7 separate regions of the Mus musculus genome follow, and all the other regions are linked to region 7. Evidence: chromatin loops called from intact Hi-C (ENCODE). Cell type or tissue: heart. All regions are shown on one strand.

Region 1 (4,000 bases), 270 kb before region 7:
AAGCTGAGGCTGAGGCCTGGCTGTCTCTGCTTGGTCATGTCACCACTGTTGCTAACCTGACTCTACTGAACTGGACTGCTGGTGTATCCATGAAGTGTTTGTGAATGGATTGAGCTACCACTGCCTGCTAACCTGTGAGCTGAACTGCTGATTTCCAGACAACACAGACGGGAGTTGCTCCAAAGAACCCTTTCTAAACAAGTCCACTTTTGAATCCTTTCTTTTCCACTACTTTTGGTGGATAGTGAGCTACAAGGGAGGTTAAAGTGTTTAAGAACCATCATTAAAAATACAATTTGAGAAAATTAAAGCTACAACTTATAAAGGGACAGTTGAGCCATGTGACAATGGCAGATGACAAGTGCTGTGATCTGCTATCAGCCAGCAGGAGCCCCAAGGAAGCTAGTGACTGCATGCAACTCTGTCCTATGCTTAAAGGCCTGAGAACTCAAAGTCCCATGGCCCAGACAAGTTGTATGGAAAATTAACCACCACACAGACGTTACACAATTCCCAATAACATTGGAAGGCTTTTGTCGGTAAGGAGGAATTATTTTATCATATGTGAAAAGGAAACAGAATTAGAATAGATAAATCCAGTTTGCAAAAGGAGAACACAGTGGCAAAATATGTCCAATTCTGAGACAGTCCTCATGCCTGTGTGATGTCAGCAGTGGGAAAAGATATTATGTTGCAGATGAGCTTGCAAATTCTCCAGTGGAGTGTGAAGGAAAGTGAACTGGGGAAAAGAGAGTAAAACTATGTTTCCATTACCGCTGTAGCTCAGCAGCAGTTTCATACTCGCTTACATTACTATTATTTTAGTTTCCAACTCTCCATAACAATGACTAAAAGTAAACAAAAATAAACAGTTCTCTGTGCATAGGAAACTAAATCAGAAAGTATCTAATACTAGCTTACAGATGATTCTACTAGGCTGCTCCCAGGGACCCAGCAAGGGCTTACCTCCATTGTCAGCTAACGGCAGCACAGGGACTGCTTGCCACCCAGTTCTCTCTCTCTGTTCCCACATGTCCTCAGCCAGTGTCTGTCTGTCTGTCTGTCTGTCTCTCTCTATCTCTATCTCTCCCCCTCCCTCCTCTGCTCACCCCCACATTAAATTACCAATAACAGTGATTGCTCAAATGTAGGACTGAGATGGAAGGAAAGAGAATCTCTTCTCACTTGATAAAATGAATTTTTTATAAATATATGTATTTATAGACAGAAAGCTAGACATGATGAGAGCATCAGGGCCATTTGCTATCCTCTTAAAATCAATCTTTTTAAAAATTTGTTGATTATACATTAAATGAGTTTTTGAAATGCATACTACCTTATAGATTTTCAAATATTGCTTGAAAATTACAGGAGAATTACATAATAGGTTATTGTGAAACTAAAGCTGAGAATCTTCTTGTATAAAACTTGATCCAGATCTTCAGGTTTTCATTAGAGAATATCAGTTTCTGTGATCAACCCAGTATGTTACCACTGCACGAAAACAGGTTGGGTATTTCTAGACCAATGTGGCTGTTAATTCCTGGATCTTCTGGTTTCTTAGAACAAATACATTAATTTAAATGCCTGGGCGTGTTGTCAGATTTGCATGTTTTAAGTCATCAGAATACAAATGGGCAAATTATCTAGCGAAAATCTCAAACATTTGATGCAGCGGAGTAAACGAGCAAACTCCTTGCAGGCTCCGTCCTTAGTTTTGGTCTCTGGAAAAAGTCACTCCATTTCTATTCCCAGCCACTAGGGCTCAGTCTCTTCTCTAAGATGGGAAATGGATGCGTTGTAGAGCACGGAAGATGCACAAAGCATCCCCAGCTGATCCAGAGTGAAAGCAGAGCGTTCCATGACGATCTGTGATCTCTTAAAGACCAAACTCCCAGAAAATTTGTAGAAAGATGGGAGAGGAACCAATCAGGACAGTGTTGTTCTTCGTGTTGTTTGCTTGTTTGCTTGCTTATTTGTTTTGTCTTCTCATTCCTCCCCCCCACCCCCCCGTGGCATGATTGAGAGGAATTGTGCTAATAATATTTAAAAGAAAACACTAATTAGTTTAGGAAGATGGTGGAAGACACACAAGCACACTGTGCTAAAATCTCCAGGGAGTGAACTGCAGAAAGTTGGATAAGCCCTATCACAAGGAGGGATGTATGTGTGCAATGTCTGAAAGTATCTAGTTTAACAGCAAAGTAAAATGAGAAACTTTACAAAACAGAACAGAGGGGTGGAAATCCCCATCCATCCCAGAGAGACTAGCAGGTATGGGGGGCGGGAGGGGAAGGGTTCGCTACCCCATCACCCAGTGAACGGTAATAACCAAAGCCATGCTTAAGATGGAGAGCCTCAGGAAGCCATTCTCAGCAAGGGGCATTTAAGGGGAAAAGAGAGACAGGGAGAGACATAAGGCGTGTTCAGCTGCGAAAACAGCAGAGGTGGAAAAACTTCTCTGTGCGCTAACCTGGAGCATCATTAAGAAGCCTCCTGCTGAGCCAGCCACATGGTTACCCCAGACCCATTAAGAACCACACTCGTGTGCTCTAGGGAAACTTTGAATAAGCAGAGCCAAGAGAATTCCTCTAGACTCCAGGGAAGAAATCACGAATCTCAACTACACAGTCTTTATAAAGGTATAAACTTGGTTAGAGCCATAATCTACAGGGAATACAGAAACAGGTTCCAAACACATGCAGGATACCAGCAAGGACTGCCCAAGGAGGGGGCCAACATTGACAGTCAGACCCCTGAAGGACCACTGAGAGGTTTGACTAGCCTCTATGACCAGTGTGTGGAGGGCCACCCACTGATGGGAATTGCAACTGTACCTCTACCTTGCAAAGGACTTCCCAGAAGTGTGATCATCATCTGGGAACCTAGGAGGACACTTCAGCTTGGAGCTAGCAAACTGGCAGACTGCCTACAGACTCTTTTCTTCACACTTATTTCTCCTTTATTGAGAACTCAATGGCAGTTTACCACACCTGTTCTGTCTTATTCTCTCTCTCTCTTTTTTTTTTTATTATCTTTCCTTGCTCACATCCCCTTGGATAGGTTTACCTAAAGCACATAGTGTTGGCTAGCAAGTGCCTTGGGATAAAATATTTCATCTTGCAGGGAAGATAATTAAGACAATGTTCTAAAGAGGAGTGAAAGTTCTCTCATTCAAGGAAGCTCCTTAAAACTTAGGAAGTAAACAACTCAAAAATTTCAGGAAGTCCCTGAAACGCACCAGATACAATAGCCCCCCGCCACACACACACACACACATCCACAAGTATATATAACTAAAAGGGACTTGGGGAAAAGACTCTCTCGGATAAGCAAAACTGCCTAGAAGACACTCAGACCAGACATGCTTCCTGGAAGATCAGCTCAGCTGCCCGGAAAAGATACTCTCCAGTCTGTTGAGCTACCTGAAGGCTGCACAGTGCACTTCAAGTTTCCAGCTTTCATGAACTCATGCTGGGTTGGGGAGGTTCAGCGATGCAGCTGTCTTTGAGTCGTTTCTGTTCCTGTAAGTAACCCCTCACCCACATTTCTGTGTATAACCCCAATAGAACTCATTAGTTCACCAAGCTGGACTTCATACCGTCCTTACATTGGTCTGTCACCAGTTCCCTATCTAGGGTGAGCAGACACGCTGTCTGTCACACAACACGTAGGCCACCTTGGTTTGCCAGGTCTTTATGTCCTCAGCCTCCCGAGACCTGGAACTATTTGAGGTTACTTGGTTGTGCTTTTCTTTTTCTTAGCATTTTCTTTATTTTAGTGTTTGTGTGTGAGTGTGTATGTGTGTGTGTGTGTGTGTGTGTGTATATGTATGCCATGGTGCACATGTGAAGGTCAGAGGATGGCTTGCAGGAATACATTTTCTCCTGCCACCATGTGGGTTCCAGGGCCTGAACCCAGGTCATCAGGCTTTTCAGTGAGTGGCTTTGTACGTGGACCCACCTCACCAGCAGCTGCTGCATTCCTTTTCCCCTCCCCG
Region 2 (4,000 bases), 170 kb after region 7:
CACCAGGGCCAAAAAGGGGGAGTGGGTGGGCAGGGGAGTGGGGGTGGGTGGATATGGGGGACTTTTGGTATAGCATTGGAAATGTAAATGAGCTAAATACCTAATAAAAAATGGAAAAAAAAATGTTGGGAAAGTTAAAAAAAAAAAAAGCATAGGTCTCTTTTTATAAAATATGGAAAAACATGCCACCAGACAATAATCAAGAAAGCTGGAGTAGCTTTGTTATTAATATGAAATGTATTTTAAACTTGCTTAAAAGCTTATTTATATTGGCTTCCCTAATAATTTCAACTTTACTATTTCTATGGCAGTTTTAAGACTTTTTAAATATGTATGGATGTTTTGCCTTGTTTAAGTCTGGGCACACGTGGGTGCTGGGAATTGAACCCAGGTCCTCTGAAAAAGCAGCCAGTGCTTAAGAGCTCAGTCATCTCTCCTGCCATCTGTAACAGTTTTGAAGCAATAAAGACAATTACTGTTTCATATATCTTATTCATATTATATTATTGTCTAATTAAGTGTTCCTACAGAAATACAGTACTGCACTGAAGTCACCCTACCTAAAAAGTTCTTTCCAATAAAGCTTTCAAGTGAATAATAGCTTTCAATTTTTCTTGAAATTAGTAACATTATTATTAGTTATTCTCCACTAGAACACTAGCGTTACAAAATGTTTTCTTACAAGTTATCAGGCATACAATAGAGCTGCAACTATATTTACAATAGAATACCATATATAATTTGAGAGATTTATTGCTCTGGGAATTTTCAAAACATGTTATCTTAATAATGTTTTCATTTATTTTATTTCTTTTATACTGTGTTCGAACATAGAGCCTGTCATAGGATATAAGGACAATGTAAATTAAGGTACTGTACCCTTTCCTATACACAGTTGGAGAAATAAAATACAGAAAATGAACAAAACTGCACATGCAAAGTGCCAAATGTTTGATACAGATAAGAAGTGTCTAAGAAATCCAGAAGGGAGTAACTACTGACTAATTACAGTAAAGAAAAAAACTGTTTAAAAACATTTTCAGGGCTAATTCACTCAAATTTGCTTAAGAAGGGAATAAGTCTGGGCCAGAAGAGACAGACAGACAGACAGACAGACAGAGAATGAAGAGTACTGGTTTCTGGATGACAGTAAGAGAGCCTGATTAATACTAAGCTCGATTTAATAATATAAGAATCATGCTTTGTCCTATACCTAACAGTCAATGGAAATACTACCAACACTAGTCTTTAAAAGTCTGCATTAATGAATGCAGTGGTTCGCAACCACTGCTAGGAGGACCCTTGGATACAGTTCATGTTTAGTGACCCGCAGCCATAGTATTACTTCATTACCACATCATAACTGTAACTCTGCCACGGTTATAAATCGTAATGTAAGTATCTGATGTGCAGGCTATCTGGTATGTGACAACCTGCCCTCAAAGAAGTCACGACCCACAGGTTGAAAACGGTTGCAATGAGCGGTAAGCTAAGTACTCGCCTTACAAGCGACCTGAGCTTGATTCTCAGATTCGTGTGCTGAGTGAGTGAACTGCATTAAGCAAGAACTATTTTGAAGGTTTCTAAGGGTTCTTTCCCCTGGCATTAAACACAAACATAACGCCCTTTCCCATATGGTTAAGTCCTTATGCTTTGTCTGCTCACAGTTGAAAGTTCAGAACATATACCACAAGATACTTTTTAAGTAAAAGACAGTAAAAGTCTAAGCTCACTCACTGTTGGGGGAAAGAAAAAAGACTTGTGGAACTAGTTCCTGGTATACAAGATCCCCAACCTTTTCTTCTCTTATTCTCTATCTCACATTCAACACCCATACATCCCAACTCACCCCCAAATAGTAAGTTCTCAACATACTCAAAGCAACTGAAAAGGGGGGCTGGAGAGATGGCTCAGCTGTTAAGAGCACTGACTGCTCTTGCAGAGGTCATGAGTTCAAATCCCAGCAACCGCATGGTGGCTCACAACCACCTGTAAATCTGATGCCCTCTACTGGTGTGTCTGAAGATAGCTACAGTGTACTTATATATAATAAATAAATAAAATCTTTTAAAAAAAAAAGGCAACTGAAAAGAAAGGCTAACAGAAACTGCACTAAAGAACTCTTTCACTGACCAGATTTGAACAAGATAAATAAGTATCAAGTTGGTTAACAATCTTTAATCTCAGAATACTTTAATCTCAGAATACTTTCCTACAAAGTATTAGTTACTAAGACCTTAAGATTTTTCTAGGTTAACAGTCTAAAAAGACATTAGAATGAAATGGAAACCAGAATGCTTTTGTTACAAAATTAATAAGGAAATTGGTAAAACAATGAGGTCTGATAGTGGTACTATACCAAGATTAATTAATTATTTGACTTTGAAACCTACATTTTAATTACATAATAGAACTGGGTGCTATTAATCCCAGCACTTGGGAGACAGAGGCAGGTGGATTTTCTATGAGTTTGAGCTTGGTCTAGTGAGTTCCAGGATAGCCAGAGCTACACAGTGAGACCCTGCTTTGAGAAAACAAAAACAAATAACAACAACAACAACAACAACAACAACAGAACAGATGATAACAGAACATTTGAGATGATAAGACTGCATCTGCAACTGAATCAAATGGTTCAGATTTTAAAAATGCTTAGACTTACAACTCTTCTAAAGTTTGCGATTAAGTAACCTACAAAACATAGAACACCTAAAAGCCCTAAGTAATCGAAGCACGTTTAAAACAGAGCAATGGCTCTCAACCTGTGGGTCATAACCCTTTCAGCAAACCTCTATCTCCAAAAAACATTTATATAACAACTCATAATAGAAGCAACAAAGACAATTTTATGTTTTGGGGTCACCACAACATGAGAAACTATTAAAGGGTCACAGCATTAGAAAGCCAAAACAACAACAACAACAAAAAAAAACCATTTTAGAGTAAACATTTTCCCTTTGAGGGGTAGGGGTTGGGGGACTAGAAAGAGAATCATTATACCTGTTAAACAATGCTCCACCACTGAACTAAATCACCAACCCCTTCACTTCTACTTGTTATAAGACATTTCATATTTAGGAGATTCTCAATGACTTCTTCTATTACCACCAAGGTTCAGTCAGGTAACCATAGGTAACCACACTCTCTAGTTCCCCAATTACACCAGCCAGATTTCTTCTTGTTATCAGCAATGGAGATAGACACAGTATTTCCATCACAGAAATGTCTAGTGGACAGCAATGCTCTAACGGCTGGAAGGACAACTGACATCATGCCTATCTATGAGCCAACATTAGATGACCCTACATATAGCTCTGAAGCAGAGACTCTATCACTTAGATCAGTTAACTGCTCTAGAGGCTCAGGCCATTTCTGTAAAACAGACTAATTATCTACTACCACAAAGCTGCTGCAAGGAAAGGTAACGCATCTGCAGCACACTGGCTGGCAGCAATCACTAAGGAACATCACGTGTCTTCTATACTCTGGGTTAATCATTGTTTAAACTGATTTCAGCACTTTTAGAACTGGTCAAGCAATTACACAAACACCAATTTGGAAAAAAAAATTAAGGTCCTCCTTGGTCAATAAACCAACGTGTTTCATACTGTTCTATCTAACAAAAGTGTAATTCTTACCCAGTGTACATCCACATCCGACCTTACTAACTACACTCCCCTTGAGACACTGTGGCTTCTGTAACACCATATTCCACTCGGGCTCCTCTGACCTTCACAGTGTTCTCTGGGAGCTCACATTCTTCCAGTAAACTTTTTAAGGCCACTGTGTTTCCATTCTAGGGCATTTCCATTTTTCTTCCTAGTAATATTCCCTCCCAGGGCAATTTCACCCATATCTATTGTTTCAATGAATTGCATCTCCCCTGACTACTGCTAAAGCCCCCACACACATCTTCCCATGCACACTAGGATTGCCTCTCCTTCAAGACCTAGCACCAGAATGCTGGTTGTGTCTGTCCTACCACACCATGTATCCAACA
Region 3 (4,000 bases), 410 kb after region 7:
GAGAAAAACCAGCTTCGGGCAAGTCAGATTTGAAATCTAAAAGTAACACTATTCTTTGACTCCATAAAGCCAAGCACATAACAGTACTGTTAACTTACAAAGTCTGTTTCGTACTTCTTCTTCCCCAAATTTGATTCAAGTAAAAAGTTCTGGTTTTCGGGATCCACGTCGGCATAATGGCTGCAAACACATAATTTTTTTTTTTTTTAAAAAGGCCGTTGTAACCCAACTGAAAGATACGAAAACTATAGTTTACATCATGTAAAGCCCTTCAGTTCTGCTTAAGTTAATGCATGAACTAGGTGTTCTCGAAGGTAATACCATCTGTCATGCAGTAACAACCGGGTAATTTAGCAGGCTACTCTCTCCGGGGCTGTGAGCCAGGGGAGACCGAGGCTTCGGGTGAGCCTTCTGGTTCCTGGGTGTGCGCGTTAGCCTGTAACCGATGAGCAATCCCTCCAGCCCCGAGGCACCCGTGTGTGCAAGCTGGCTTTTTTTTTTTAATTTGCAAAGCACATTTCTTTTTCCCACCTTTTCAGAGCAGCCTGCTTGGTGGGGTATGAGTAGTTGAAGTCACTGTTGGAGCTGTAACTGCTGCTGTCCTCATCCGGGGAGATGTTGAACCTTCCCATTTCGGTCTTCTTCATGCTGCTCGGGAGGGACGGACGGTGTGCGGCTCGCTCGCGGCGCGGGCTTCCTTTTGTCCTTGGCGGCGCACTGGCCCTCGAGGCTGCCTGCGAAGGTAGAAGGCGGCGCGTCAGGACTGCGGCGCGCGCCCGCCCGCCCCCCCCCCGTACCACGTGACGCCGCCGAGCGGCGCAGCGCGGCTGATTCATCCCCCGCCAGGCGAGTGGAAAAGTACCAGGCGAGCGAGGGGCGGGGGCGCGGCGAGGGGCGGAAAAGTACCGACGGCGGGGCCGCGAGAACAAAGATGCGCCCGCCGAGGCGCCCCTCCAGCCGCCCCGGCGCTGAGCCCGGTCCCCCTGCCCCAGCCGGGGCTTGTTTACAGGGCGCACGCCGAGCCTAGCCTCCGGCAAGCCGGGGACTGCCCCGGGTACCCGGTCACCCGCCCCTCCTCTACCCCGGGAGGAACTGATGCAATACCGAGGGGCGATTGATTGTCAAGCCCTCGCGCGGTTCGCCTTGCCCCACGCCCGGACCGGACGATTATTTTCGAGGCACAAGACCCGATTGCAAGCAGCCGAGCGGCCCGTGCGCGATTCCCCCTTCCCCCTAACGGGAGGCTGTGGCCGGGTGGCCGCAAGCCCCCGCTCCCGCCGCCGGCGCCGCCCGCGTCCCCGCCGCCGCCCCTCCCCCGCCTCACCTCGGTGCTCTCCCTGCGAGCTGGCCCACCTCACGGCAGCGTCTCCCGTGGGCTGTCTCGGTCACACACCAGAATTGTAAAACGAGGGAAAAAATGTAACAGTGACGGAGTCCTTTTCTTTTATTTTTTTTAATAAAAAATTTTTAAAATTTCCCCGTAATCCAACAACAGGCAGAAGAGGTGGATTTTTTTTTCCTCTTTAATTATTAAAGAAAAATGAAAAAAAAGAGCGGGGAATGGCGATCACGATCCTCCGGCGGAGATTGAGGGGTAGCGGCGCGGGCGACGGCGTGGCGCGGTGTGGAGCAGCTTCCCGAGCGCGAGTTATAGCGGCGGGGCGCCGCGTCAGTGGGCGGGGCGCGGGCGTTCGCCTTTGTGTATCAACAGCACCTGGGCTCCGCCTCCCTCCCGGTTGCCCCGCACCCCGAATCGGGGGGCCAGCCGCACCCCGCTTCCCCGCGGCTCGGGGCACTGCAGCCCCGTGGGTGGCCGCCACCCGCGGCTGCTGTAATTACGGAGCCGGATCCCTTAGATTCCCTCCCAGCCCGGTCTCCAACGCTGCGTTTCGGGGACGCAGCCGGCGAGTGTGCAGTACCCTACCCTCCCAGCCCCCCCCCCCATAACCATTCCCAGCCCGTGACTTAAGATTTGATTTACGTGAAGGGTTTTTTTTTTTTTTTTTCTCCCGCAGAACTTGGGCGGGCGCTGCCACGCTGCCCAGAGGGCCGGTTTGTGTTCTCGATCTTTCCACCTAGATGTGCTTTCACTCTCCAGTGCTAGCCTGGTGGTGAATGAGAGGCGGCTCGCAGTTGCGTGTCGGCATAGACTTTTGGGTTGCACGTGCCACAGCGTACTAGGGAGGGTTTGCGTTTGACCAGCAAGCCAGACACACCTTTAATAAAAGAACCTCGGGCTGGGTTCTTCCGAGGCCGCCCAGGGGCGCCCTGTTCCCTCTTGGTGGACACTTTCCCTCCTGCTACCACCCCACCCCTGGTGCTAGCGTCTCCCCGGGCTTCCAGCGAGAGCGCCCTCGTTGGAATGTAGGCCTGGAGCTTTCTCTACAGCCCAGATCCCTCGGTGGTGCTTTTGGTCTTGCAGAGCCGGGCGGCTCAGGGGGACCCCTAGACGAGAATATTCGGTGCTGCCGGAATGGCGAGGGCCCTTCCCTTTCGGTTGAACAAAGACCCCCGAGGAGAGCGAAATGCTGGTTGAATGAAAGAATAAACAAACGAGTTTGACCTGGTGCTCTCTTCCTTTGGGGGACGTGGGAGAGATTGGGCTGGGCATAGAGGAAAGGGTTGGGTGTGATCACACTTTTTTGCCTTCAATGTTTTCCTGAGGAAATCTGCAACACTGCCTATTTCCGTGGCACGAAAGTCTTGGGGTACCTTCAGCCCGTGTCAGTGTTCATGATTGACAGGGCAGGACCCTATTTCCCCTTTACACACTGTGTTCTTCATCCTAAACCTCTGGTCCGGTCAGCCATACTTAAACAATAGCCTTAGAATGAATGCTGCACGTCCCCTCGCCCCTCTCAAGGGCGGTGGTCACTCTAGACCTAAGGAGCCAGGAACGCCTTTTTTCGGCTTGCCTATAATTAATGCTCCCCTCCTCAGTCCTACTTTTGCAGTTCTGTTTTCTAAACCATGTGGTGTCCGGACTTCATAAACCTGTGCTGTCTTGCACAGTCCTCAGATTGTTCGAATTTGTTTGTAGTCTTGTATCGACAGTCTCCCCATGGAGACCGAACTCTCCTCAGAGGGGAGGTTAGGAATCTGACATATAATCGTAGCTAAAAAAGTCTTGATTACCTTACCCCGCCCCCCTCCCAACTGCACACCCTAGTAACATCGGATAAACTCCTGTCAGGAAACGCTTGGTGGTGGACTCAGGAATCCTGGGAAATTCCTTTCTATCAGGTTTCAACTGATAAAACTCAAAAGATCTTAAACCACTTTTTCATTCTAGGTAAATCTCTTGCCCTGTTAGAGGTATTCAGGAAGTTCTGTAGGTTATTGGTTATGGCTGCAATTTGGAATACAATTAGACCTATTGTCCTTTGGACTTTTTCCATGGTTCATACTGCAGGATAGTTAAGGAGAGAGGTGGGGAGGGAGAGAAGGACTGAGGGGAAGGGAGAGGAGAGGAGAGGAGGGAGAGGGAGAGGGAGAGGGAGAGGGAGAGGGAGAGGGAGAGGGAGAGGGAGAGGGAGAGGGAGAGGGAGAGGGAGAGGGAGAGGGAGAGGGAGAGGGAGAGGGGAGAGGGAGGGAGAGGGGAGGGAGAGGGAGAGGAGAGGGAGAGGGGAGAGGGGAGGGAAAGGGAGAGGGGAGGGGAGAGGAATAGATTTGGAGGCTTGTAATCTTTATCTGAATTTCCGGATGGTCAGAAACTGAATAGTACGTGACAATAACAATGCAAAGCAAAAAGGTGATTTTTCTATCACCACTTTGATTCTTCCCAGTAGTGAATCGAAAATGCGCGTTACTAGGCCTGGAGAGATGACTCAGTGGGTAAGAGCGCTGGCTGCTCTTCCAGAGGCCTCAGGTTCAGTTCTCAGCAGCAACATGGCAGCTCACTACTGTGCCCTAACCTGGTGAACAGGGAGACACAACTCTATCCCAGACACACTTACTCTATTAATGGCACGTCCTTCTAAAGCGGCCTGGTTTGTGTAGC
Region 4 (4,000 bases), 170 kb after region 7:
CAATTTTTCTTTTTTGTCTATTTGGGCAAAAAATAAAAAATAAACCAACAATAACAACAAGAAAACTACTTTTTCCTTCTGTTTTAAATAATAATAAAATGGTTAAGCCAAGTGCCAAAGCAGAGGGGGAGGTGGGGGTGGAAACATGGTGTGGAGAGACAGAATTACCCAATAAAATTTTATTAAAAATACCGGTTAAATGAAAGGGCTAAGAATCTATTGCCTTCACTGTTGTGGGGCTGCGGCAAATAAATCATACATGAGTTATCTTTTCCTTGAAAAATGAAAAAAAACGTACTTATTGATATACTTTCCCCAAAATTCAGAGAAAACTGCCCAAACTGGGGGAAATTTGAATACTACCATATCTTAGTCAAGGCATACTAAAAAACTTTCTCGTCAGTTTTCGTTAGTTCGCTGCTAGTATATAAGGATGGTAGCCAAAATGTAATCCAAAATGAATGAGAAGCAGCCGCGGTTTTACGTAGTACGATCAGCATGTAAAACTTGCATTCTGTATTGTTTACTACCTCACACACGCAGATGATTAGCCGGACTACCGGAATACGATACTGTACAGATCAACGCATGGGGAGTGTAGGTCACCATTTCAATCTGGGACTGTTGCCCTCAATTGCAACCAGGTGTCTTTTAAATTAAATTCTTCGAGATCCGTGCGGAAGACGAGCGTGCATTGGCCAATCTTCTAATCGGTACTCAGTCCCCGGCTCTAAGGCGGGGTTGAGCGGGGCTGAGTTTCGATCTCCCGGCCGGTTGGACCGCGGGCAGCCCGGGCAGCGGGTTTTAAAAACGACGGCGGGGGTGGGGAGGCGGCCGCCGAGGGAGGGAGGGAGAGGCCGAGGCCAGGCGCCGGCCAGCGCTTCCTCGTTCAGGCGCCGGGGAGGTCACAGCCTAGTGAAGTTTGGTTTCACAAGCGGGACCCGGAGGCTCGGGGACGAACGCGAACTCCACGGGAAAGCGGGCCAGCCTGGGAGCGCCCGGAAGCACGGCCGACACGTTCCCACTGCGGGTGGGGGAGCTGCGGGCCGGGCCTGGAGCCCCTTCCTGCCTCGGCCGAGGCCCCGCAGCCCGCGCCGCCCCGCTCTGCTCCTAGGCCCCGCGCGCGCCCAAACTGGACCTCCGCCCCGCGCCGCCCGGGGCCGCGGCTCCCAACTTTGCTCGCAGCGAAAGACACCGCCCGAGCCGCGCGCGAGCCCCAAACTTTGCCCGCCCGCCCGGCCCGCGCCCCCGCCGCGCCGCGCTGCGCTGCGCCCCGGGGCGCCTCGTCCGCTCTCTCCGGCCCGCCGTGTTTACCTGAGGCCGAGGTCCCGCGGCCGCGCCGGCGCAGGAGGCCCGGTCTCCGTCAGTCCGCCGCTAAGTTCTGCACCATGGACTCCTCCGGCCGCTCGGAAGCGCGCGCGGCCCGCGGGCTGGCTCGGACGGCCGGGTCGGGAGCACGCAGGCAGCCACGCAGCAGGAGACCCGGGCAGGCGGCGCTAGCTCCGCGCCGCTTGCGCCACCGCCGCTCCCCTCCCCCGCCGTGTCTGGCGGCTCCCTCCCTTTCTCCCTCCCTCCTTCCGCGGGGCTCAGCCGCGCCGCCACAGGTCGGCGCACTGTGGTGACGACGCGGGCGGGCGGGCGGGCGGGCGGCTGGACCCGCCGCACGCTACCTGCTCGCGGGCGCTGCCGTACTCCCCCGGACCTCCAGGGGGCGCCCGCGAGCCGCGACGGACGGACGGACGTGGTGGGCGGGGCACGCCGCCCGGCTGGAGAGCGGGAGCTCCGGCGTCTGCGAGTGGCCGGGGCTTCTGGGAAACATTCTTCTTGCCCCGCCCTCTTGCCGCTCGGAGCGCTACGCGCACGCGCCGTGCTCAGTCCTCGCTCCACCCCTTTCCCCCTCATCCCCACCCCCGCCCCTGCGCCCTGGCCGCGCTCTCTCTGGTCGTGGCCTTTCCTGGCAGGCTCCGTGGGCGACAATAAAGATGTTTTGGAGAGACTGCAGTCCCGAGAAGAACTCGTGCGTAGTTGGCACGGATGAAGTACTCCGCCCGCTGCACGTGCGCGGCGGCCTGCCAGCCCGGGACACACTCCCACGCCCTAAGCCCGCGTCCCCGAGGCTAGCCGAGCCTGGCTGGCTTTAAGTGCTTCCACTTTCAGTCACTCTGCGATGTCCTCCTGCCCTGCAGCGCCCTCGGATCTTTTGTTTCACCTCGGAGGTGTCTTTACAGGCTTTTCGTCAGGCGCTGGCTTTTTCACCCCCTGCTCCACGCTCTAGCTTTTCCTAGTTGTCCTCTTGCAATCCACGCTGTCGCCTGGCCACCCCAACCCAGGCTGTTCCCTCCCTACCTCCAGCCCAGCAGCGTCCCCTGCCCTCCTCTCTGATCCTGTCGCTTCCCTGGCATCTTCATCCTGTGCTACTTGGCTGTTCAGTGCCCGTCACGTCACACCGAAGTTTGGGATGATGTCTCGTTAAGCTCTTCACAGAGCCGAGCACCAGCAAGGGACTGGGTAAATAACCGCTTAGGAATGCAATGAATGGCAGCCTTGTCTCTCCCAGTGTCAGTGAGCTATCTTCATAGGTTTGGAAATGTGGTGTTCCTGTGTGCAAGTATTTCGCAGTGATTTAGAGGTGTTAAAATACTTTGTTCTGATGAAACAAGACTTTCTGAGGGACCTTTCTCTTGTAATGACGACGAATGAAGCTGGTGATTAAGAAAACCTAAAAACCTGTTGAAACTGTTGTGTGACAGAATCAAGTCAAAGGCACTGTTAACCATCCTGCAGAGATAAAGTTTAGCTTTCCTGTGTACACTCGGGGTCCAGAATTCACCCTAGAGAATTTTATCAGTAAGAGCAATTCCCGGTGAAGATGTGATATTCTTTTGTATGTATTTTATTTTGTTTTTAATGCAGAGTCTCACTGTGCAGACCGATCCTCAAACTCCACATCTCCTACTTCAAATTTATTGCTCTACCTTTTGTGTTCGCAACATTTAAAATTCACTCTGTAGCCATCGTGCTGGGTAACAGAGCACGAGAAAAGGCTCCTCCTGCCTAACTGCCCTTTGACCACCTCCCGCCCCCATCCACCTCCCCCTCCACACACACAATACTTACCTAACAGAAACGAAGGTGCATTGTAATATAGGCTGTTTCTTGTTCCCCAAGAGAGAGACCCTGCCTATTTCTATATATGGTGTTCTCCTCTTTACTGTGTTTGCATGATAAGAATGTGTTTTGTTTCCTTTTTTTTTTTTTAAATTTATCAGAGAGGGTAAATATAAAACAGATGGATAATGTCGATGGCATACCTGTTAATACTTTAGACTCATTTATAATCATAAACAAGTGAGGGCTAGGGAGGTGGCTCATTAAGTGCTTACCACACAAGCATGAGGACCTGAGGTTGACTCCCCAGAACCCACAGAAAGTTGGGCACCATAGCAGGCATCCGTAATTCCAGGGCTTTCACGGAGAGACAACAGGAGAGACCTCTGAAGCTAGCCTGCTGTCAGAGACAACAGACCCTACCTGTAGAGTGTAGAAGGCAAGAATTGATACCCAAGGTTGTCCTCTGACCCCACTTGTGCACTGTGGGACACACACTTTCACGAGTACACCACAACAGAGAAGTACCCCATGAACAAACATGTACATACAGAGAGCATTTTAGTTTATTTTTTATGTATATGGGTATTTTGCTTACATGTATGTCTGCACCACATTCTTGCAGTGCCCATGGAGGCCAGAAGAGGAAGACAAGGTGTCTGGGGCTGGACTTCCAGGTGGAGTTATGAACCAGGTTGTTGTTGCTGATACTCAAACCTAGCTCATCTGGAAGAGAAATGCTAATAACTGACCTGAACTATCTCTCCAGTCTCCCTCCCCCTCCCCCCCAAAAGAGATTTGCTAAGATCTACAAATGGTGCACATAAAAATACCTTCATTGAAATTCTCAATTGTGTTGCAGTTTCTCGGGCAACCATCCTTTCACAGTGTG
Region 5 (4,000 bases), 500 kb before region 7:
AATGCATTAATGTACCAAATGGGGTGTACTAACAATAGATGCACAGCTGGCCTAAGTAATTCAATTTCCTTGTGGCAACAGTCATGTCTACACAAAAGACCACAATGGCTCTGTAACACTTATCAAGCAAGAAGCAAAAGGCATCTATAAAATCTCTTACAATTTCCAAGTGACTCACTGAGACTTAGGTCAGAATCAAGCCCAAGAATTTTCGAGCTATAAAGTAGCTTTAGGTCGGAAGATCCAGAACTTCTACATCTGCTGAGAGAACCTAGCAGGTCAGTGATGAGACCGGGTGGGTTGGAAGAAGTGGGTGGAAAGGCCTCTGGAGGCACTTTCTGAGGTGCATATAGTAAAAGGGCCACCCCAACACTGGCTATCTGTGGTTGCAGACAAGATGCTCACCTATCGGGCGGTCAGGTGAAACAGTGGCAGTAACTCCTAGGCAGAGATGAAGCGACCACTGTAAAAACTTTTAGTACCGGACTCAGCGGACTCAGCGCACGAAAATCGCCATGGCTAAATGAAGATGGAAACTTCCTCCTGCAACCCACACACCTCTGGAACCGAGAGTTCACTAAAGCCTTCCCTTCCCTTCTCAGTTCCCAGTCTGTCCTGAAGCCGAGTTTTGCTTCAGAGTCCCCCTGCTTCGGCCTCTGGAGGGCTGGCATTATAGGTCATAACTGGTATTACAGGTCGCAGATGGCATTTCAGGCCATAGGGGTCATTGCTAGCATTACTGGTCCCGGCCTCTCTTCCTCTCTCTCCCTCTCATAGTCTCCTCATCTTCTCAAGATCTCCAGAGTTCTGCACTTACTTTTCATGTTACAAGTAGTCTTCTTTGGTAAAAACCGGAGCTTAAGGAGCAAGGAGAGCGTCTCCTGGACGTTTTCTCTAATTTGTACTGTCCTTTAGTGCATATTCGTGATTAAATTCCTGCGTTATTATTGATCGCAATGTTTTTTCCCTTCAAGTGAGAACATTAACTATGAGGTTGGGACTATAGATAAGTGGAGAGTACTCCCTTAGCACGCCAGGGGTGCTGGGCTGGACTCCTAGCATCTGAGAGGCGAAAGAGGAAAAGGGTAAGAATATAAAAGAATAAAACACACAGTGGATGTAGTAGTGTCTTGTCATTGAACATTGACTAGGAACGGGCTCAGGAGGCAAGTGCTTCTCCAGGGAGTGAGCGACAACCCGGGCACTGCAGGGAAGCCACCATTCACCAGCGTCCTTGAGAGCAGCTGTGCAGACCCAAGGACTTGGTACTCCCGCCGCATCTGCGCCCCAGTCCTTGGGTTGTCAGGGCGGCATTCCTTCACTCTCTACCGTCATTTCCCCCTTTCGTTTCTTTGTCCTTCCTGGTACTACAGTTTCCCATATTGTCTTATTAAAGAGTTTACACGTAGCTATGGCGTGTTTTGTTCGGCCTAGTTCCGGGGCTTGGAGGGCACCCCGCGACCACTCCCCGCATGTGCTCCTTCGGGCGGGGGCACAGGGGCTCTCCGTGCGCACGTGTGTCGTTTTCCTCCCCCACACTAAGCGGGCACCTTGCAACGTCTCGTCATTCTGCAGATTAAAGACCCTCGTGAGCTCATAGAAGCCGGCCTGCCTCTGCGGCTGCAGCGCTCCCCGCAGGCGCGGCGCGGCTCGCCCGGCTTCTGCCACTCCCCTTCCCCCAACCCCCCCAGCCCGACTTCCTCCCAGGCTCCTCGCAGCCGGGGCGGTTTGATCTGGGGCGGGAGCGGCGGCGTCCCTCTGGGCATGCTCAGTCGCAGGCTGAGCAGCGCCTGCTGAAGCAGAGCGCGGGCGGAGCGCAGCGGGGCAGTGCCGAGAGGGCAGAGCGGAGCTTGCGGCCCGAGCCGAGCGGAGCCGAGCGGAGCCGAGAGCAGCCGAGTGACGGTCTCCGGGAGACATGCAGATGATGACTAGGAAGGTCCTGCTGAACATGGAGCTGGAGGAGGACGACGATGAGGATGGAGACATTGGTGAGTGCCGGAACCGGGGCCAGGGCAAGGGGGATCCGGGGCGGACGCCTCTGCGCGGAAGCCGAACCTCCCAAGCAACTTCGGGTCTTTTTCCTGCGTCCGCTCCGGGCGGTGTTTTGGGGGCCCCTGCTCCCGGGTTCACGACACACCTGAGCCGGATTCTCCGAGGCCACAGGCTGCGCCGCTGCACCAGCCCGCAGAGACACAAACAAAAGGGCTGGAGCCGCGGGCGCGGGGCAGGGACGCGGGGCGACGCCGGGCGGAGGACCGTGGCACGTTTCCATCAGGCCTCCTGGATGTCAAAATGTTCCCTCTCAAGGCCTCCAAACACTTTACAAAGTAAATTTAGGAGTTGGGTGTGGCTTTTCCTTCCTTTCAGGTTTTGCTCACAGACCAATCAAAGGAATTTGGTAACTCCCAGGTCTAGACGAACTTGGGAATTCCACGCCGCGATTTAGCCTTGGCCTTTCATTGTGACAGCGGTTTATCAGGCACTCCTCTTTGTGGAGAGAGCAAATAGTATTCCTTTTTAAGGAGAGGAGAAAAGTGTGCCCAGGTTAGCCTTCCTGGAGCCTCACACTGTCAAGTAGAAGTTTCTGATTTCCCAGAGTTGAGCAAGTTAAGGCTCTGCACCTGGCGGCTGATTGGGTAAAGGATGTAGGATGCTCTTGTCTCATGAGACTGAACAGTTAAGTGACCGTTTACATAAAATACCACCCACGGGAGCAGCGTTAAAAAGTTACACTCGTATTAGCACAGTTAGTTTCTTAGGGAAATATTCTTGTCTGTCATAGTGAGGCACTCAAGTGAGATCCAGCCGGAATAGAAATTGACATAAGCAAGAGGCTCTGAGTGTAAGCCCTTGCTGCCCTCAGATTTCAATTTAGAAAGAAAATCTAATTTGGTCTAGCCTCTGTTACATGATAGGCATCATAGGTTGTCTTCAGACCCTGCCAGTAGGCTGGCTTTGCTTTTACTGACCCATGTAATTCATGCTTGTTCCACGAAGTAAAACAGCCGATGTAGTTAACTACCTCTGCCTCTTCTTACTGTAGCCTCCAGTATTTAGATTCATACTTTAGATAGCAGACAGCCTGTTTGGACAGGCAACGTTTAAGCAGGTCCTGGCAATTTTTGGTTGTCCTTTATTGAATTATGAATTTCATGTGGATCATAGTTATGTTTTTGTCCCAGACGTTTTACCAAACCTATGAACGTTTATGTTACTACAGAATTATAAGCCTTCTTGAAGGTTTACTGAAGTAGGTTGATAGACTATTATGAACTAATTCTAAATCCAACAGTGGGAGAGGAGGCGCTGGTGAAATGGAGGACTGCAATTGAAACCTCTGCCTCCAATCTTGTAGTGTTAAAGCTCTTGGTTAGTCTCTCTCTTCGGGACTCCTCACTAGAGGGAGCGTTGTATAGTTGTTTAAAGCATAATCAGCGCCCATGTTAATTTCTGTTAAATTTTGCTTAGCTTTAAAATTCAGAGCAGGAAAGTTACTTTGACACGAGGCCCCAACGTCATCTAAGGCAAACCTCAAACAACGAAAGTAAACCATTTTAAAGTAGAAGATGTATCACGGAGGTGTTCCACCCGCGTGTGTGAAGCCGAGTCTTCTGGGAGGCCGGGTTGCCCGGCTTTATAAACAGTTACTTCAGGTTGTTGCTCGGTACTTAGAGAACTAACTCTGGCCGTTGTTCAATATTTAGGTACCGCTTTAGGTGCAGGAGTAGCCTCCTTGCCTGGCATGAACCCACATGGAGAATTGAAAATGGTATCTTTCCCATGGTTGTCTTCCTTGTTAAGTCGTGACCATCGGAAGTAACCCAAAAGGTGCAGTGATGAGTGAACCCATGGGGCACAGTTTTTTGTTTTTTGTTTTTTTGTTTTTTTTCTTTTCTTAAAAACTTGCTCAATTTTACCAAGGAGCCACAGAAGTCCTGTGTGGGCAGCGGTTGCAGAAGTGCCCTGGTGGAGATGGCTGTAACTGCAAGTCTCGGAAATG
Region 6 (4,000 bases), 65 kb after region 7:
AAGCTGACTATAAACTGTGTTTAAAAAACAAAAACACCTGGGCTCAGAGGGACAGAGTGTTAGGGAAGACAGGACCCTTTCGGTGGAGTCTGCTACATTTCCCGAAGTCACTGTAGTCAGTCCATAAAGAATGTCAGAAATGTTGTAAATTCTGTCTGTCATTCCTAACATGATATTAAAAGACTTTTTTCATTCAAGTGGCATTATCATAGAAATTTCTGTAGCTGCAAAGAGATGATTTATATTAGGAAGTAATTCATTTGAAACTCTAGTAGAGAGATTGGAATAGAGCTGCTGCAGTTTCTAGTTGTCAAGAGTTCTGGGAAGATGAGCTAGGGGTACATGTAACAGTGTCTTAGCATTTGGCCTCCTCAGAGCAAGAGATATTTATCAAGATTGTAAGTATTTACAAAAACTACAGTTGTGTCATGCATTTCTGTAGTCAGTCATTGGTCTTAGTGCTGAGGGCTAATGGTAGCCCTTTGATTTCAGCAGTGCAGCGTCTTCTGTTTTATTCTCATGTCTATTTCTAAAGTTTCAGTCACGTTAGGTTTGCCTCTGTTTCGCGCAAAGATTCAGTAACTGAAGAAATAGAGGCTCTTCTTAATATCTCCTATCTCCACTGGGAGAGGCTTTATTATTACATACCTGCAGTATGTACATGACTGCAGTGAGGCAGGAAGAGTGAATGGAAAGCAAACCTTCACATGTGCTGTTAGTACCGCCTTCAGCTTTCTGCCTTAGCTTCCCTGGACGACGCCCTACACGCTGTAAGCTGAAGTAAACCCCTCCCCTCTCAGACTGCTTTTGGTCATACTAGTTTATCACAGTAATAGAAAGCAAGCTAACTCTCTGTTTATTGCTTTGGTTGTGAGGCAGGGTTTTGCTCTGCAGCCTTGCTTGACTCAAGGTTATTCTCTTCCTACCTCAGTCTCCCAAGTGTGAGGTTATCGCAGTATGTCACCACACCCCGCAGTTTACTTGTACACGTTATAGTCCCTAGCTCTGTCTAATCAGCATGCATTCATTAACTTTGTCTAACGGAAACACTTTGCCTGTGAGTGATGTGGCTTTGGCGTTTTTGGAAGCCTGTGCTGGAATTCTGGTGGAGCTAGATATCCTTAGAAGCAAAATGGCTGAGAGCGACATGCTGTAGAAGCCATCCATCAACCTGTTAGAGCGTCCCGTCTGTGAGATAGTGCATCTGCGTGGTTATGACGGGACTCGAGACAGCTGTCTCAGATGTATCCTATTTGGCAAAGTCTGCACAAGGGATACTTACAGAAGCAGCAGCTAGGAGCTTTCTCCTCGGATTGCAGAGTGTGTGGTTCACACTGAAAACATTGAGAACAATGTTTAGGAATTTTGAGGTGCTTTTTATTTTGATAGGAAGAGATACTGCAACTTGATGACACTACTATACCAGTGATCAAGGTTATCACCAATATGAAAGCCCTTCCTTGATGACTAAGTTGTCAGCAGGAAAGTTGAGGAAACGCTGTTGTGGTTTTTTTTTGGTGTGTGTATGTATGTGTCTGTCTGTCTGTCTTTCTGTGTGTCTGTGAAAAACCTATGTCAAAATAAAAAATTACCTAATGATAAATTTCAAAGTTTTTATATAGGGATGAGGCCTAAATAAAGGATTCAAGGTCAGAGTCCTTGCTTGGCACAGGGAAGGCCTGGGTTCCTTTTTTAGTATCATGCACGTAATCAGCCCTAGATGTGGGAGCACACACCAGAGCTCTAGCAGGCTAAGTCAGGGTGACCCTGAGTTGGAATCCGGTCTGTGCTGCGGACAAAGTCAGATCTTCAAAACAAAAAACAAAAATCAGGGGCCAGGAAGATAAGTCAGTGGTTAAAGTGCTTGCCGTTCAGCCATGAAGGCTAGAGTTTAGAATCCCCAGAAACCCACAAAAATACATGGCAGCTCAACCCCAGGAGACCAATGGGCTCTCTAGGTGTGTAGATAAGCTCTGGGTTTAATTGAAAGACTCTTTCTGAAGTGAAAACTTATGGGTTCTTTAGAAAGTCAGTTGTTGGGGCAAACATGTGAAGGAGTGTTTTCCTGAAGTGGACACAGGTGAAAGGCTAAGGCAGACTCATGACAGAATGTTTAACTGAAGCAGACACAGGAGAGAGGATGTTCTGCTAAAGCAAGCACGTAAAAGGACATGTGATGAAAGATTCTTTGCTGACGAAACACATGTATTGGTCCGCCTTACATTGCGTAGTTGAGCTCCATTTGTCAGGACTCCACAGAGAAGCGCACCAAGAAACTTCTGGTGGTGTGCTGATGACTTCTTGCTGCTTCCGTGGACTCGGGCTGATTGGCAGAGTGATGTGAGCTGAGACAAACGAAAGTGCTGAGGGAAGACGCACGGAGGAGACGTGAAGCTTGGAGGGGATATAAAAAGGACTTGACCATGGACCTGGTGAAGGAGGCCGAGCTTGGCTTGCTGGTAGAGATGGCTGAACAACATTGGTCTCAAATCTTCCCTGATCCTCACTTTGCTGACAGCCGAGAACTCCTGGTGTTTCTGCTGGTCCCTCCTGCTGACTCTTGCTGAGGCTGAGGCCTGGCTGTCTCTGCTAGGTCCTGCCACCACTGCTGTTTCATGACTACCGCCTTCTAACCTATGAATTGAACGGCTGATTTCACACAACACAGATGGGAGTTGCTCCAAAGAACCTTTCTAAACAAGTCCACTTCTCCCCCAACCCCTGTATCCTCTCTTTTCCACTACCTCTGGTGAGTGGTGAGCTACAAGGAAGGTTAAAGTATTTAAGAACCATCATTAGAAGTAGGTTTTGAAAAATTAAAGTTACATCTTGGTCGGTGACTAAGTGGCTAAGAATGATAGTGATTTTTACCACCACCCTCAGGCCTCCGTATACCACCTGCATATACAAACACATATATACAAACATATATACAAACACATATATACAAACACATATACACAAACATATACACAAACACAGCACTGTCACACCCTGAGAGCACGGGTGTCTGAATTTTCCCAAGATCATTGACTCTTTTCCCCAGTAAATATAATAACAGAAAATGTTGAGAAGTTTCTGTTTTGAGCATGGATTATTGAACACGGATACTGACATTTTTCTTTGAATTTTGCATACATATTAAAGGTTTATATAAGTGGGTGAAGATTGCTGACAAGCAAATGTGGGCAGGGCTTTGTGCACGTTAGACAAGTGTTAAATGGCTGTACACTCAGCTCTTTCCTAACCTTAAGTATGTGTGAAAACCTATATAAGACAACTCATTAAAATGAATAGAACCTACTGTTTTAGAGCTAGTCACTGTCATACTGATTGTTGACAAGTGTCCCATAATCCAACAGACACTTGGATGGCAATTGCAGTCATTGCCAACATTACCAGAAAGACTACCCCATGGAATCCCGCAAGGGACAAGGGACATACATAGCCTTCTGGGAGGACCCTCTCTTTTCTCTACATTGAAAATAGAAAGAAACGGTTGCCTCAAATCTTACTTTGTTGACAGCTATACACTTCAGTAAATTTTAAATCAAGATTCTTAAAAATAAATTGTCCTGAGATCATATGGCTGCCTGGGCTGCAGAACGGAGGCATTCAAACCTGTGGGCATAGTTTTGTTAATGAGCCTACATTTTAGGAGTTGTCCAGCTTGGTTTGAAACACATAGGATGGAATAGGCCTCCTGTCCCTGGCTTTTCAGTACTTGGGTTATGGGTATGTACCACTCGTTCCATCTGACTCTGTCTCTGCCATGGACATGTGGGGCTTAGATTATAAACTGAAACAGTCAGTCCTCCTCCCATGTGCAATCCAGGAATCCAAGCTCAAGTCATGAGCCTTACCCACTGAGCGGTCTCTCTCATCTGGATCTCAGTGTCCTTACTTTCTCACACGCTCTCTTGAGAAGCCTTCACCAAGCCTAATATGATTAAAGATCCTTGGAATTTGTCGGCTGTATGATAGCAGAGTTTACTGTAGA
Region 7 (4,000 bases):
GGCGCGCCGGGCCAGGAGTCGCCGACGTCCTTGGCAACGCGGTCCTTCCCCCCCCCCCACACCCCACGCGGGCTTCCCCCCCGGGTCCGCTGCATCCTCGGCGGAGGTATTCCACGGTGACGGGTCTCTCGCCTCGCGCACAAGATGGGGCCCGGGGAGCGGCCGCCCGGCGGATCCATGGGCGCCGCCATTTTGTGAGGCGCGGCGGCCGGAGCTCGGCTGTGTGTAATGGTTGCAGAGAGTGACCCCCCTCTAGGGAATCCCCGGCGCTGACGGTTACGCAAGGGGCCGTGCGCAAGTGCGGAGCGCAGGGAATCCGCACAGCCCGGCCAGCCCGGCTCGCCGCTGCCCTTGAGGCGGCGGGGGAAGGGGCGGCCGCTGGCCCAGCCCGGCTCTCCCCACCAGCGCGCCTCGCCTCGCCTCGGGCCCGGCCGGCTTCTCCTCCTCCTCCTCGGCCAGGGTCTCCGCCCCTCACAGGCTTGCGAGGCACTCACTGGTCCTCGGGTGTCAGGAATTTGCTAGCCACACCTTATCCCGACCCCACTGAAGACATAAACTTTACTTGGGAAATAAACCCGTTTCCTAGAGTGAGTACCGGAAGCACGCTCCGCTCTATTACATAATTCTCTCTTTTTTTAATATACTCCTCCCCGTCACCCGATAGGTGCTCCCATCGGAAAGACTACCTGAAATAAACCCATCCAGACTCTTACCAGCTTGTGACCTTGGGCTAGTGACTTTGCCACTGGTGGCTGTCTCTAAAATGGGAATCCTAGTAGACCAAAGGAGAAGCATGAGGCTCTCCACATTTGCAGACCGGGGAGGGCTCCAACACCCGGGTAAATGCAAATTTAAGTGGTACTAAAAAAAAAAAAAGATACAAATTTTGAATTCCCTATGTACACATTTTCTTTTTTTTTAAACTGAAAGGGAAAAACATTTTGCCCTCTTTTTCAGATACTAGTGCAAAAAAAGACCTAAGCAGTGTTATTCTCAAAGTTGGGAGGTTATTTCCCAACAGGCGCGATTACCGTTTGCGTACCTCCGGGTTCGGTGCACCAAACCGACCAAAAAAGGGAGGACGAGTGAAAAGCCTTACTCTAGCTCCACAAAAGTAGGGCAGGCAGTTTCCAGCCTATTCGATCCTACAGTTTGTCAAAGTGAGTTTACGGCCCCATCATGGACCATGTGCTCGGCGGGCTTCGTGCTAGCACGATGAAGCCCGGAGGCCAACGCCTCCCGCTAGCAACGTCTCCAGAGGGGGCGAGCGGACTCGTCCGCGGCCGCCGGGGCTGCGCCGAGCGAGCCTGCTTCTCAGTGTGGCCGGAGGCCCGGCGGGCGCCGCCGGGGACGCGAACATCGCCTCCACCCCTAAGCCCGGAACAACCGGTAGTGGCCGTTTCCCCGCGCCGCCCCCCTTTCCGCCCGCTTTGTGTGCGTGTGAAATGTGCTGCACATTGCAGATGAACCCTAAGCCGGGCGAGCCGAGTCTATTGTTCCCCGCGAGGAGCCGCCGCGACCGTGTGGAGCCAGGCGCAGTGCCGCGGCCGGCCCTCGGGGGGCGCTGTGCGGCGCTGGCGGCCCGGCCGTGGCGGCGGCAGCAGAGAACGGGAGGCTGGCGGGCAGGCAGGCAGGCCGGCGGGCGGCGCGCAGCGGCTCGGCTGCCGCCGGAGCCTGTGCCCGGGGACGCCCGGGCCGCCGCCGCCGCCGCCGCGCGTGAATGTGTGCGAGGGCCCCGCGGAGCCGCGGCCCGGATCCACGCTGTCACCCCGCTCTCCACAAGCCACCACACAGACCTCCCCCTCCCCACGCGGCCCCGCCTGCCCCGGCCCCGCCGCGCCGCCGCCGCCGCCGCCGCCGCCGCAACTCCCAGGCCTGCGGCCGCCCGGGCCCCTCGCCTCGGCTCGCCCGGCCCCCGGTCGGCTCGTGCGCCCCCCGGCCGCAGCACCATGTTGAATCGCGTCCCCGGGCCGAGCCGCCAGGGCCGGCGGCGCTGAGAGGCGGCCCAGAGCCGGGCCGCGGGAGGCGGCGAGGCAGGGTGGGGGCCGCGCTCGCCCCGCGGCTCCGCGCCCGGCCGCCCGTCGCCTGCCCCTCTAGTTTCGCTCCCGTTTCTTTAAACTTTTTTAGAAATTCCCCTCCCTCCGGCCCTGCGCTCCCCCTGGCCTCCCGCTCCCTCCTTCCCCTCCTCCTCGCCTCCTCCCCCTCCCTCCTCCCTCCCTGCGCCGCCGCCGCCGCCGCCGCCGCCGCCGCCGCCGCCACCGCCGGCCCATGACTGAGCCCCGCCACCGCCGGCCGAGGAATGGGCTCCGGGCGCTGGTAGGGAGCGCGGGGAGCGGGGGCCGCGTTTGAACCGCGATCTGGGTTTTTTCGGGAGACCTCCTTTGGCAAAATAATGGCAAACTCGACGGGGAAGGCGCCTCCGGACGAGCGGAGGAAGGGACTGGCTTTCCTGGACGAGCTGCGGCAGTTCCACCACAGCAGAGGGTGAGAGCAGGACCGGGGGGGCAGCGCCGGGGCGAGCCGGGGCGAACGGGGGCCCGCCGCGGGCGCGGGGTCCCGGTGACAAGTGCGGGGCTTTCTGTCGCCCGCAGGTCGCCGTTTAAGAAGATCCCTGCGGTGGGTGGGAAGGAGCTGGATCTTCACGGGCTCTACACCAGAGTCACTACTTTAGGCGGATTCGCGAAGGTGAGTGGAAGTTTTAATTTGTATTTCCCTCTCGCTGGCCTGCTCGGAAAAGTCTGCTCCGACCCGGGAGCAGGCGCCCGGGGTCGGGGGGGCGATCGGCGGGACACACGGCGTTCTCGGCGCTCGCAGCCGGTGGCCCACGGAGGCGGCCGGCGGCGGGGCTGTTTTCGGCCTGGTGGCTCGCGTGCGCGCGGCGGGCGCGGGGCTTGGGCGGGCGGTGCGGCCCGGCGGCGGGGAGCGCCCTGCCCGGTGTCCGGCCGGCCCCGCGGGGTCTGAGCGGCGCGGCGGGGAGCGCGGGCGAGTGGAGTGCTCGCCCGCCGCCCGCCGAGCCCGCGGCCCGCCCGCCCGCCCGCGAGTCAGCGCTGCCGCCGCCGCCGCTGCCGCTCTAGCACAGGCGGAGACACAGAGACACACAGACTCTGAGCAGTTTTCGTGCAACTCAAAATTAGCGCGGGCAGGTTTAACATCGATAATCGGCTGCGAAATGATCCCGGCGGCCGGGGGCACAGCCTCGGCCCGCTCGCCCTGGCTTTCTACAGCTAACAAAAGAAAGCAGGACCTGTCTGCAAATAGCCATCTTAGGCTTCAAGGCTAGGCAGAAGCTGTAGGCCTCAAAGAAGGGCCTATGGAGATGGATAGATCTGGGAGAGGGATCGGAGTCGGCCCCGGCCCCGGCCCCCCCAGAGCTCGCGGACGTCGCTGTCCGGAGCAGTATTGATCCTTTTGAACTTTTTTTTTTTTTTTTCTTTACTGCAAACGGACCGCGTTGAGATTTAAAAGGGGGCGACAGAGGGACTTGCGATTGGTTATTGTCCGGGCTTCAAAAACAAAACAAACCCACCAACCCCCCCCCAAAACAAAACAAGTGCTGCTAAATACAGGGCTCTCTGATGAAAACATAGTGATTCAAGCAGCCCTGGCTTAGTAACTCTCGTGGGTCGACCCCAGACACCCACTGCTCCTTAGGTGTCTACAGATCTCTGCAGAAGGGGCATTTAGCTTCCAGGTTAGGGTAGGTTTTTCTTGGATTGGGCACTTTGAGACAAGTGTGCCTGTGTTTTTAACAGGTTTCTGAGAAGAATCAGTGGGGAGAAATTGTTGAAGAGTTCAACTTTCCCAGAAGTTGTTCCAACGCTGCCTTTGCTTTAAAACAGTATTACTTGCGGTGAGTAGTGGTGACTTTTCCACAGTATTTGGAAACGAGGGACTTAGGGGCGATTAAACAACAACAAAATCTGCGCTCTAACCAGTTTTCCAATCCCTTGTTAATTGCAGTCTGAGAAGCATTTGCTGTCAATACAGTGAGATGGTAGGA

What was found. Peaks named below come from ENCODE experiments on the same cell type or tissue, not always from the same donor. Only the 100,000 strongest peaks of a DNase experiment are listed, where the experiment ranks them.
Region 1: a loop joins it to region 7, with 2.0 times the contacts of the local background. A loop is called at or near these places in 10 of 42 quality-filtered maps.
Region 2: it touches region 7 in a loop (4-fold over the local background); 11 of 42 quality-filtered maps call a loop at or near these places.
Region 3: it touches region 7 in a loop (10-fold over the local background); 5 of 42 quality-filtered maps call a loop at or near these places.
Region 4: it touches region 7 in a loop (5-fold over the local background); 11 of 42 quality-filtered maps call a loop at or near these places.
Region 5: it touches region 7 in a loop (2.3-fold over the local background); 17 of 42 quality-filtered maps call a loop at or near these places.
Region 6: it touches region 7 in a loop (2.1-fold over the local background); 2 of 42 quality-filtered maps call a loop at or near these places.

The regions. Positions count from the first base shown.
Region 1 is chr15:96,019,935-96,023,934 of GRCm38, forward strand. No RefSeq gene overlaps it. Among named protein-coding and RNA genes, the nearest start is that of Gm41389, 110 kb to the left of the region's middle. In heart, a CTCF peak has its summit at 1,754; no DNase peak of the experiment used is centred here.
Region 2 is chr15:96,452,593-96,456,592 of GRCm38, forward strand. The region is part of intron 1 of Scaf11 (SR-related CTD-associated factor 11); the gene reads right to left. All of the region lies in intron 1 of Gm41408, which reads left to right. Among named protein-coding and RNA genes, the nearest start is that of Gm41408, 2.7 kb to the left of the region's middle. In heart, a CTCF peak has its summit at 1,998 (motif pointing left); no DNase peak of the experiment used is centred here.
Region 3 is chr15:96,698,084-96,702,083 of GRCm38, forward strand. Slc38a2 (solute carrier family 38, member 2) reads right to left here and starts at 1,645. Exons shown (of 16, transcript NM_175121.4): 1 at 1,325-1,645; 2 at 532-734; 3 at 99-180. The coding sequence starts at 647. In heart, a CTCF peak has its summit at 2,265; DNase peaks (open chromatin) are centred at 828, 938, 1,668 and 2,208; H3K4me3 peaks cover 3,124 bases; H3K27ac peaks cover 3,104 bases.
Region 4 is chr15:96,459,288-96,463,287 of GRCm38, forward strand. It overlaps Scaf11 (SR-related CTD-associated factor 11), which reads right to left and starts at 1,556. Exons shown (of 15, transcript NM_028148.2): 1 at 1,315-1,556. Gm41408 reads left to right here. Exons shown (of 2, transcript XM_030248866.1): 2 at 757-3,959. The coding sequence ends at 1,622. In heart, a CTCF peak has its summit at 1,725 (motif pointing right); DNase peaks (open chromatin) are centred at 954 and 1,874; H3K4me3 peaks cover 3,148 bases; H3K27ac peaks cover 3,103 bases.
Region 5 is chr15:95,789,069-95,793,068 of GRCm38, forward strand. It overlaps Ano6 (anoctamin 6), which reads left to right and starts at 1,775. Exons shown (of 20, transcript NM_175344.4): 1 at 1,775-1,988. The coding sequence starts at 1,916. All of the region lies in intron 1 of A130051J06Rik (a long non-coding RNA gene), which reads right to left. In heart, CTCF peaks have their summits at 1,614, 1,817, 2,656 and 3,973; a DNase peak (open chromatin) is centred at 1,783; H3K4me3 peaks cover 2,670 bases; H3K27ac peaks cover 2,181 bases.
Region 6 is chr15:96,350,436-96,354,435 of GRCm38, forward strand. The region is part of intron 4 of Arid2 (AT rich interactive domain 2 (ARID, RFX-like)); the gene reads left to right. Among named protein-coding and RNA genes, the nearest start is that of Arid2, 65 kb to the left of the region's middle. In heart, no CTCF peak of the experiment used is centred here; no DNase peak of the experiment used is centred here.
Region 7 is chr15:96,285,303-96,289,302 of GRCm38, forward strand. Gm38469 reads right to left here and starts at 2,096. Exons shown (of 3, transcript XM_011245785.3): 1 at 714-2,096. The coding sequence starts at 1,951. The coding sequence ends at 1,208. Arid2 (AT rich interactive domain 2 (ARID, RFX-like)) reads left to right here and starts at 2,220. Exons shown (of 21, transcript NM_175251.4): 1 at 2,220-2,484; 2 at 2,592-2,685; 3 at 3,753-3,850. The coding sequence starts at 2,393. In heart, a CTCF peak has its summit at 1,506; DNase peaks (open chromatin) are centred at 339, 1,449, 2,329, 2,459 and 2 weaker places; H3K4me3 peaks cover 4,000 bases; H3K27ac peaks cover 4,000 bases.